Linked DNA regions of Mus musculus: region 1 is linked to region 2. A link is a loop called in an ENCODE intact Hi-C map of the cell type or tissue named here. Cell type or tissue: left cerebral cortex. All regions are shown on one strand. Links, peaks and the distances in the headings refer to the core of each region. The heading gives the core; the rest is flanking DNA.

Region 1 (5,377 bases), core at 82-5,081, 150 kb after region 2:
CAACCCACAAATGCCCTTGCCTCCTGTACTATGCTTTCACCACTTCTGCCCAGAAACCCAGGTCCACAGTAGAGATTCTGTCCCACCCCATGCTCATCTGTGTTACAGAAATAACAGCAGAAACTCTTGACCTACTATTGGAGAAACCCAGAGCTTCTATATGGAATATCTCCGTCTGGTCTGCCCTCCCTTGGAAGACAGTCCTGGGAAAGGAGACTCTGGAAGGTCAGGCTGATGGAAGCACCCTCACTAGAAGGACTTGGGCACTAAGGGTTCCAACTCACGGTTCGATGCTGATTTTAGTGTCATCCTTCACCACACAGATGCCAAAGGAGCTGTCCACTTGGTCTAGAAAACACACAGGGAAAGGCCTCAACAAGACTGACCTAACAAGATCCTCTGGGCCTTCTACCTGCCTCTGTGAACATGGTGAAAACAAACTATAAGGCCCAGAGAGAGAAAAAGACCTCTGAAAAAAAGCAAAGGAAGAAACTGAATAATTTAAAATAAATAAATACAGAGCAGCAGAGACAGGCAGATCTCCATGGGTTCAAGGCCAGACTTTTCTACACAGTAAGGTCCAAGGCTTCCAGGGCTACACAGAAAGACCCTGAATCAAAAAACCAACCAACTGGTAAGGCTGGTAAGGCGGCTCAGTTGGTGAATTTGACACTAAGTCTGAAGAACTTAGATTCATTCATCTTTGGGGCCTGCACGGTGGAAACAGGGAACTGACTGCTACATGCTGTTCCCTCCCTCATTTCACATGTGTCCACACACAAGACAGACAGATGGAGAGGTAAACATAAATAAGTAAATAATGATTTAAAACTAATAAAAAACCCACACACATATTAAAACAGTTAACAGGCCAGTGAGATTGCTCAGGGCATAAAGGCACTTGCCTTAGACCCTTTGATTCAATTCCCAGGACCCATTAAGTGGAAGAAAATATCTGACTCATGAGTTGCCTTTTGAACTCCACACATGGCACCCATGCACATATGATTAAGCACATATAATCAATCAATAAATATAAGCTTTAAACATTGATAAACAATAGAAACAACTTTCTCTTGATAATAATCAGAATCTGTGAGTCCTGAACAAGCTTGACTTTCTTCCTCACAAGCTCCTGGCTTGGGTAATTGATGCTTTCTCCCAAGAACTTCACTCAAAGATGGGGCTACCCCACAACACACAGCTCATAGGCTTAAGAAAATTGCAGAAGGGCCTGTGAAATGACCCAGTGGGTAAGAATGTTTACTGCCAATCCTGATGACTTGATTTTGATCCCTAGGCCCCACACAGTGGAAGGAGAGAACTTACTCCTACAAGATGTTTCTGACCTCCACATGTACCCACGTGCGCAAAGAGATACATTTCTTTTTTTAAACAAAAGCAAAATTTAAAAACTGTACAATTAAAAAAATAATGGAAGGCAGAACGATGAATTTTCATCAAGGAGTAACTTAAGAGGTGGAAATCTAGTGATAAAAAGTACAATAATTCATGTTAAACTTATCAGGTTTGCCTGAGTTGGTAGAAGGAAATGATCAGCAAACCTGGAGAAGAATGAATTAAGAACCTGAAGAGGGAAAAGAATGCAGAAGGTTGGACACCACTGAAGGCTGAAACCACATGCAATGGATGCCCCAGACAGAGAAGAGAATGGAAAGATGAAGAGAGAATGGTAGGAGAGCCCACAGACTTGGTGAGAAACAATGTACACATCCAATAAGCACTGTGATTCTAAATAGGACAAACACAGAGGGAAAGATGCAAAGTCAAAGATTAAAATCTCAAAAGGAGCCGGGCGTGGTGGCGCACGCCTTTGATCCCAGCACTTGGGAGGCAGAGGCAGGCGGATTTCTGAGTTTGAGGCCAGCCTGGTCTACAGAGTGAGTTCCAGTTCAGCCAGGGCTATACAGAGAAACCCTGTCTTGAAAAATCAAATCAAACCAAACCAAACCAAATGAACAAACAAAAATCTCAAAAGCAAAATGAGAAAAAAAAAAAAAGCAAAAATAAACCCACCTCACCCTATGCAGAATTCCAGTAACACTCACAGCTGACTTCTAATAGATTGGTGGTCAGAAGATAGGGGCACAGCACTGTGCTGAAAATAAATGTCAAGTCTTATACCACAAGGTTAACCTTAAAAAGCAAAGTGAAAAAGATCCCCAGATTTAAAGAAGATTGAGGAAAATATGTTGCTATCAGTCTTGGCTTATGAGAAATATTAGAGGGGGATAATCTTCACCCTTAGGAGAAGATACTAAGGCATCCCACAGCACAGATGGAACTTGAACACGGCTGAGAGTAAAGAAGCTAAGCATAAGGCACCACATACTGTGATTCCATGTGCTTGAAACCTTTCAAGCAGCCAAGCCTACAGAGACAAAAACTGGATGAGCTCAGCCCAAACCTGGGCAAGAGACTAGGAAATGAATTGTGATAGAGTGGAGTTTCCTTGTTGGAAAATAAAATAAAATAAGTTTAAAATAAGTTGTGGGGCTAGAGAAAGATGGCTCAGATTGCTCTCGCAGAAGACCCAAGTTCAGTTCCCAGCACCTACATGAGATAGCTCACAACTACCTATAACTTCAGCTCCAGGAGATCCAATGCCCCTAATCTAAACTACACAGGCACCTGCACTCTCATGTGCATATAATACCCACAAACACATACATACATACATACACATAGTTTTTTAAAATTAAGCTAGGCATGGTAGTAAACACTTTTAATACCAGAACTCGGGAGGCAGAGGCAGGCAGATCTCTGTGTGAGGCCATCCTGCTCTAACGTGGTCCAGGCTAGCCAGAACTACACAGTGAGACCCTGTCTCAAAACAAACAAGGATTAATTATAGAGCATGTGAATTTTATGCCATTAAAGCTATCATTACCTTTATTAATCTTTAAAAAGAGGTTGTAAAGAGTGCTCAGGCAGTGGTGTGGCTCCGCCCTCTAAAATGCTGGCAGAAGTAACTGTTCAGGTAATTATAAAAGGTAGTGTAATTTGTTTTCTCTTCCTAATTAACTTAAATATGAGATGTATAAGGCAATGCATATCATGGTCCTGAAACATCTAGAAATGTAATATATGTTACAGTGACAGTACAAAGGACCGAAGCTGTCTTCTCTGGAGATAGCAAAGTCAGTTTGGAACTCCTTAGATCAACCCCCAAAATGCCAATAGAAGGAACAAACAAGAGAAAACAAAACAAAAACCTGTGTGTTGGGGTGCATATTTACAAACCCACTGCTGGAGAGACAAAACAGAATCCCTAGGTTCACTCAACATCCAGCCTACTTTGTTCCATGAGCTCCAGGCCAGGAAAAACCCTGTCTCAAAAGAAAGAGGCATTGGCAGGGTTATCATCTAGCCTCCACACATATGGTGGCTTGAATATGCTTGGCCCAGAGAGTGGTACTCTTTGGAGATGTGGACTTGCTGGAGGAACTATATCACTGTGGGCATGGGATTTAAGACCCTCATCCTAGCTGCCTGGAAGCCAGTCTTCTCCTAGCAGCCTTCAGATGAAGATGTAGAACTCTCAGCTCCTCCTGCACCATGCCTGCCTAGATGCTGCCATGCTCTCACCTTGATGATAATGAACTGAACCACTGAACCTGTAAGCCAGCCCCAATTAAATGTTATCTTTCTAAGAGTTGCCTTGGTCATGGTGTCTGTTCACAGTAGTAAAACCCTAACCTAGACAACACACATGTGTACCTGTATATACACGAACACACAGAGAGACTGCATGCACACACACAAAGAAGAATAGCACCCAATGGTAATAGCCCCATAGGAATTACAGCAAGCATAGAATGGCAATGAAGGGTACAGCAAACTCAGCAGGCAGTGCTTGCTTTCTTCTATTGCTTTGACTTCATGTGACCAAATCTATAAAATTGTACATAAAGTTGTAAGGACAACAGTTCAGAATGGAGTCTGCTGACACATCTGCTTAGAAACAGATGGCACAGGAAAGGCCCATGAGATGGAGAATGCAGTGTCTCTGCCCTTCACCATTACTACATGAACACAAATCTAAACGGATTCTGCTAAGGAAAGATGTCTACTGCACAACAAATGGCATGTGCCTGCCTTTCCACCACTTGGGAGACACAGGTGGGAGAATGGGGAGTTCCAGGCCAGCCTGGACCGTATAGAGATCCTATCTAAAAAAAACAGCTACAAGCAAAGATATGTAAGACACACACTGGGAAAAATGATTGGGACAAAGTACAACAAGTCCTAAATAAATGGGAAGATGGTCTGGTCCATCATGAATAGAAAGGTCTAAATTATTTAGGATAGTAATACTTTCTAACTTATGTACATATTAAACAGAGTAACTATTAAAATAACCACTGATCCTAAAATTCTACAGTAATGCAATGGACCTATGGCAGCTAACACAATTCTGGAAGACAGAACAACATAAGAGAATTCAAATACACCTATTTGAAAGCTTACACAAATCTACAGTAGTCAAAGCACTATGGTACCAGCATAAGCATGCAGATCATAGAAAAGAACTCGTCTGTGGAGCAAACACATGCACTGATGATTAATGGAGGTGTGTGTTTGCATTTGCAAGTGCACATTTATTCAGAAAAGTATGCAAGTGTGTATGGGGCACAGGTATATGTCACATGTTATTCCTCAGACATCACTCACCTTGTCTTCTGAGACAAGATCTCTCTCTGGCCTACAGCTCACTCAACAGGCTGCACTGGCTGCCAGGAAAGCTCCAATCTCCCTATTGCTGAGAGTACAATTGTATGCCACTACACTAGGCTTTTTTTCTCATAGGCTCTGGGAACTGAACTCAGGTCTTTGTGCCTTGGTAACCTGATTTTAGTAAAATCAACTTGCTAAAACCAACTTGATGGGAATTATATTTTCAGCAAATGATCCTGAAATGAATGGAATCCATACAAAATAATGAACTTTGATCCTTACCTCATACAATATCCAAAAGCTAGTTGGAAATCCATTAAAGATGTAAATTTAAGAGTCAAAATTATAGCTGGGCAGTGGTGGCACATGCCTTTAGTTCCTCTCCTTGGGAGGCAGAAGCAGGTGAATTTCTTTGAGTTTGAGGCCAGCCTGGTCTACAGAGTGAGTTCCAGAACAGCCAATGCTAGACAAAGAGATCCTGTCTTAAAAAACCAAGCAAACCAAGCCAAGCCAAGCCAAACCAAACCAAACCAAACCAAACCAAGCCAAGCCAAGCCAAACCAAACCAAACCAAACCAAACCAAACCAAACCAAACCAAACAAAATTATAAAACTCTCTCTCTCTCTCAAAAAAAAAAAGATACTGTGCGTCTAGTGTCTCAAGAGGCTGAGGCAGGAG
Region 2 (5,377 bases), core at 99-5,098:
TGGCCTGTGGAATCTGCTTATGTCAACAGGGTTGGAAGGGGAAGTGAGCAGGAAAGGAAGTGGGCTGAGAGCTTGGCGGACTCTAGTGTGTTCTTTCTCCTCCCCCAGCCCCAGCCTTCTGGACCCTTGGGTCTTACACACCTATCTGTTCTTCAGATGCAGGGCTCCAAGGCCTGGGGCCAGAGCCGCCTTCCCTTGTAACGGTGACCTCCGGGAGCTCACATCCAGGAAGCTGTTACATTGCAGTAGAGTCTTCTGGGATGAAATATGAGGGGCTGGGAGACGGGTCAGTGAGTAAAGTGTTTGCCATTTAAACATAAGGATATGCGTTCCAGCCCAGGCTATGGATTTGCCTGGTACAGAGGCACGGTGGGTTGTGTTTGTAACCTCAGCACGGGAGAGTGAGACAGATGGATCTCTAGGGCTTGCTGACCAGCAGGCCTGGGTTAATCAGTGAGCATCTAGAGCAAGTTGAGAGCCTTGGTCTCTAAACACAAGGTGGAAGGAAAGGGAGGGCCCTGGAGAGGTGGTTCATAGGTACCGCTCTCAGCAGCAAGCACTCTCACCTGAGGAGCCCTAGCCCTAGCTCTACTACTGAGCCACACTCCCAGCCCCTCATTGGTGAGTTCTTGGTTCTGTTGAGCCAGGCCCCCAATCCTTTGCTGGAGGATTCTAGGCAAATATCCTAACACTGAGCTGTGCACTGCTCCAGACCTTTTATCATCTTGGCACATCTGTTGACCAGGTAAGTCTCCCATGTTGAGGTGTGGAGAACACTGAGGCCTTTCAGGATGAGAGAGAGAGAGGAGAGGCCTGCATCACAGAATCTGTAGTGCCTTGACCCAGAAGCAATTTCCTCTAACAACATGACTTTATGCTCTAAATATCAACAGAAGAATTTGTGACCGCATCCTTCTCAGCCTTAAGCAAGGCTCAGAGAGAAAGACGACCATCAGGAACTGCTGAGTGACGAGAGTCCATGTCAGGGTTGAGGCCATGTCCTGCTCGGTGTCCTAAGCCTGCACCATGCTGTAGGTGTATAGTTTAAGACAGTGTACTCTAGGGCACACTTTAATTCCCACAATTGGGAAGCTGAGGAAAGCAAATCTGTGAGTTTGAAGTCACTCTGGCCTACGTGAGACCCTGTCTCAAACCCAACCCAACCCAAATCAAACCAAACCAAACCCAGCCACTATAGCCAACTTCTTTTTTGTTCTTGTCATTACTACTACTACTACAAATAATAATAATAAATATCTAATAATAATTTTCACTTTAAATATCTGTGCACATGGGCCTGTGAGAGTCACAGTTTGTATTTGAAGGTCAGAGGCTAGCCTTAATTCTAGAGCTTTCCTTTCTACTTTGAGACAGAGTCTCTTGTTGCTTGTAATGGCAAAGGCCAGCTGGCCCACGTTTCCAGGGATTTTGACTCCCTGGCTGTCTTCCTTTCTGAACGCTGGCATCACATACATATACTACTGAATGTGGCTATTATATGGGTTCCAGAACTTCAACCTCAGGTCCCCATGCTTGTGTGACGAGCACATTCCCCACCAATCCACCCATGGGGACCGGACAGATCTCTCCCGTGAGCTCCCCCTTGCCTCTGCCTCCGGAGTGCTGGAGTGACAAGCATGTTCTCCTATGCCTGCTGTCTTCCCATTTTACAGGTAAAAAAACCAGAGGCCCAGAAAGGGGACAGGATTTGCTTATTTTGGGGCATGTGGGGGTTTGAGACAGGGTTTCTCTATGTAGTCCTGGCTGTCTCTCTGTGACTCTTGGCTGGCCTCGAACTCAGAGACCTGTCTGAGTGCTGTGATCAAAGGTGTGCGCCACCACTGCATGACAGGACTTGCATTTTATGTTCCCCGGAAACCTCAGGCCCTGGGCTCAGCTTCTTGATCTTTCTGAGGAGGGTTCATTCTGGGCTATCATCCTCACAACATTTGAGGAAGGAAAGATCTTTAAGAGTCTGTGGCTGGCAGGAATGAGAGGCAGAGAACAGCGCAGCCGGTCAGTGGAGGGTTAGCAGGCCGCTGGTGATTACTGCAGAATCTTAGGGGTCCTTTAGTGCCAAGGGTGGGTGGGAAGTGGTTTCAGAGATAGCCCTCCAGACCTTGCTGTTCAAAGCCCACACACCTCTGGCTTCCAGGAAGCTGATAGTAGTGAGGCTGCGGGTGGAGGCACACACTTTCGGCTTTTCCGACCTTTCTGTCTGTGGGTTAATTTGTGACTCACGGGGAGGAAGAAAAGACAACTATTTCCCTGGGGCTAGCGGAGGCCACGCCTGTTTTTCCTGGTTAAGAAGGTTGCGCAGGGTCCTCAGAGAATCCCATAGGATCTGGGGAAGGGTTGCATTGCTGAGACTCAGGCCCGCTACTGTCCCTGGTGGAGAGACTCTGGGCTTCCTTGCGGCTGCTGAGGTCTGCTGTGCTTGTGCATTCGGCCAATTTGGGACCAGTCAGAAGAGAGGTGAGGAAGGGAGGCATAAAGGAGGTTGCGAGAAGGGGTGGAGAGGCTCATAATGTTTGCCTTAGAAGCTTTCATTTTGAAATCTTGGGAGTCAGAATTAGCATTCCAGATTATATATGTTGTATTTTCCTGAGACAAGAGCTCATGCTGTCCAGGCTGACCTCAAACTCACTATGTAGTTGAGGTGATCTCGAACACCCGAGTGTCCTGCCTCCACCTCCAGAGTACAGGGATCATCAAACACAGGTTATGTAGTGCTGGGAGCAGAGCTCAGGGACTTTGGCACTCTACCAACTGAGCCACACCCCCAGCCCTGAATCATATAAAATAATCTGTTTCATTACGACATTTATATTATATATGAATGTTCTTGAGTTTTGCTCAAATTCACCACCATCTCTTTTCTCATCAGCTTGTATGTTGTTGTTGTTGTTGTTATTATTGATACAAAATATCTCTACGTAGCTCTGACTGTCTTGGAATTCGTTATGTAGACAAGGCTGGATTCACAGAAATCCACCTCCCTCTGCTTCCAGAGCACTGGGATTAAAGGCATACTCCTGGCTTATACTTAAAAGTGGCAATTTGGAGCTGAAGAGATGGCTCAATGGTTAAGAACATGCAATGTTCTTTCAGAGGTCCTGAGTTAGGTTCTCAGAACCCATCTTATCAGTGGCTTACGAACACCTGTAACTCCTGCTCTAGGGAGTCAGATGCCTTCTTCTGGCCCCAGCAGGTAACTGCACACATGTGGCCAACACTTGTGTGCATAGACATATGTAAAATAATGGCAATAATATTTTATGTATTGTGTATAGAGCCAAACAAATATAAATGATTTACTGTAAAAGAAAGCAATGTCACTGGGTGCAGAAGTGTCCATTTGTAATCCCAGATGAGAAGGCAGATAAGAAAAGAAGGTTTCTTTTACTCTCTGGCCCATCTGTTGAGCCAGTTGGCAAACTTGAGGTTCTGTGAGATATCCAGTCTGAAAAAATGTGGAGGGCTGGAGGGTGTGGCTCAGTGGTAGACCCCCTGCCTAGAATCCCCCAGTGAGGGGCTGGGGGCGTGGCTCAGTGCTGGAGCCCTTACTTAAGTTGGAAAGAGGGAGAAAGAGGGAGAAGGAGAGGGGGGAGAGGGAGAGAGAGAGAGAGAGAGAGAGAGAGAGAGAGAGAGAGAGAGAGAGAACATGAATTCTGGGAACCATCCTTGTCTCTCTTTACAGAGGAAATACCATAGGCTGATAGTGACTGAGTACAGAAACTGTCCCAGACTATTATCAGTAGTAGCTGTGAAGGGTGGGGTCAGAGATGGGAAGAGAGGTAGTGATAACAGCAGTTCACACACACATACACACACACACACACACACACACACACACACACACACACACACACAAACACACACACGAGCAGGCACACCCTGTCTGCTGTTTGCTGTGGACGAGCACTGTGGCAGCCTGTCTCCATAGCAGATCCGCTAACTACACTGACTATCCGCAGCGCTCGCTCTCCCAGGTGGGGTCTGTGATTATCCCTATACAGGTACACAGAGATTCCGCAGCTTGTTGAAGGCCACACAGCTATTGAAGCTTTGAGTTTTTGTACTCTTGTTATGCTCTATATTGCTTGTTTTGTTTGTTTGTTTTGAGATGAGGGTCTTAACTTATAGCCCAGGTTGGCCTCAAAATCATGGCATTTCTCCTGCTTCAGCCTCTGAGTGCTGGGGTGACAGGTGAGTTTTTGTTTTGTTTTGTTTTTAAACAGGTACAGTTTACTTTAAGGAAGGAAAACTACTCAGAAAAATGGCTTGGCCTCATAGCTGGCTACCTGGCAGAGCTGAGAGTGTCCCAATTTCCGTTCTGTCCTTCCTGTTTTAACAGTGTTGGCCAAGGCTTTGGGCAGTGCCAGACAACCCATAAATAGTCAGATGAGAGCTGCAGGTTCCAGCCACTCCAGACATGGGGTTGGGTGTCCCCTCCCGCCCAGGTCCTGTCCTTCCCCGCCTGCTTTGTGTCTTGTGTGTGTTTCTTAGGCTTTAGTTCTTCTGTCCCACCAAACTGGTGAGCTGGGTCCTAGAGGAGGATGTGCACAGACAGAGCCAGCCGTGACTGCGGGTCAGCTCAGGGCCACGGGGATACACGGCTGACTAGCTTCCCAGTTTCTCACATCTGGGGCCGGTAATATTTCTGGACTCCCTAGGGACACGCTGCAATTCAGTTCTGTCTTCTTAGCTGAGTGATTTTAACTAAGTTACTCACCCTCTCTCTGCCTCTTTAGCTGCAGAATCGGCTTACCAAGACTGTATCAAAACACAGTGTTGAAAGGTGTTTGGGGCCAGGCCTTGCACGTGCACAAAATGGTGCCCTCTAATATCCTAAAACTATTATTATTATTTTATTAGGTAATTTTGTGTCTTAGTTAGGGTTTTTATTGCTGTGAAGAGACACCATGAGGGGCTGGGGGCGTGACTCAGTGGTAGAACACCCACCTAAAATTCCCCAGGGGCACACGCAACTCTCTCTCTCTCTCTCTCTCTCTCTCTCTCTCTCTCTGACAGGGTTTCTCTGTGTAGCCCTGGCTGTCCTGGAACTTGCTTTATAGACCAGGCTGGCCTCAAACTCACAGAGATCCCTCTGCCTCTGCTCCAAGTGCTGGAATTAAGTTGTACACCACCACTGCCTGGCTAATTATTTCTATCTTAATAGTTTCTTTTCCTGTTGCTTGTGATGAAATACTCCACAGCCAGATGTGGTGGCACACTTTTTTATCCCAAGACACTTGGGAGGCAGAGGTAGGTAAATTTCTGTGAGTTTGGGGCCATTCTGGTCTACATAAAATACTCTTAAAGGGCTACTTAAGGGAGAAGGTACTTATTATAGATTATTATATATTATGTCATT

The links. Peaks named below come from ENCODE experiments on the same cell type or tissue, not always from the same donor. Only the 100,000 strongest peaks of a DNase experiment are listed, where the experiment ranks them.
Region 1: a loop joins it to region 2, with 2.1 times the contacts of the local background. A loop is called at or near these places in 2 of 42 quality-filtered maps.

What each region holds. Positions count from the first base shown.
Region 1 is chr7:16,084,768-16,090,144 of GRCm38, reverse strand. It overlaps Zfp541 (zinc finger protein 541), which reads right to left. Exons shown (of 16, transcript NM_001099277.2): 9 at 285-348. Among named protein-coding and RNA genes, the nearest start is that of Napa, 11 kb to the left of the region's middle. In left cerebral cortex, for the core only: no CTCF peak of the experiment used is centred there; a DNase peak (open chromatin) is centred at 2,358.
Region 2 is chr7:16,238,932-16,244,308 of GRCm38, reverse strand. It overlaps C5ar2 (complement component 5a receptor 2), which reads left to right and starts at 155. Exons shown (of 2, transcript NM_176912.5): 1 at 155-286. In left cerebral cortex, for the core only: a CTCF peak has its summit at 2,397; a DNase peak (open chromatin) is centred at 4,446; H3K27ac peaks cover 296 bases.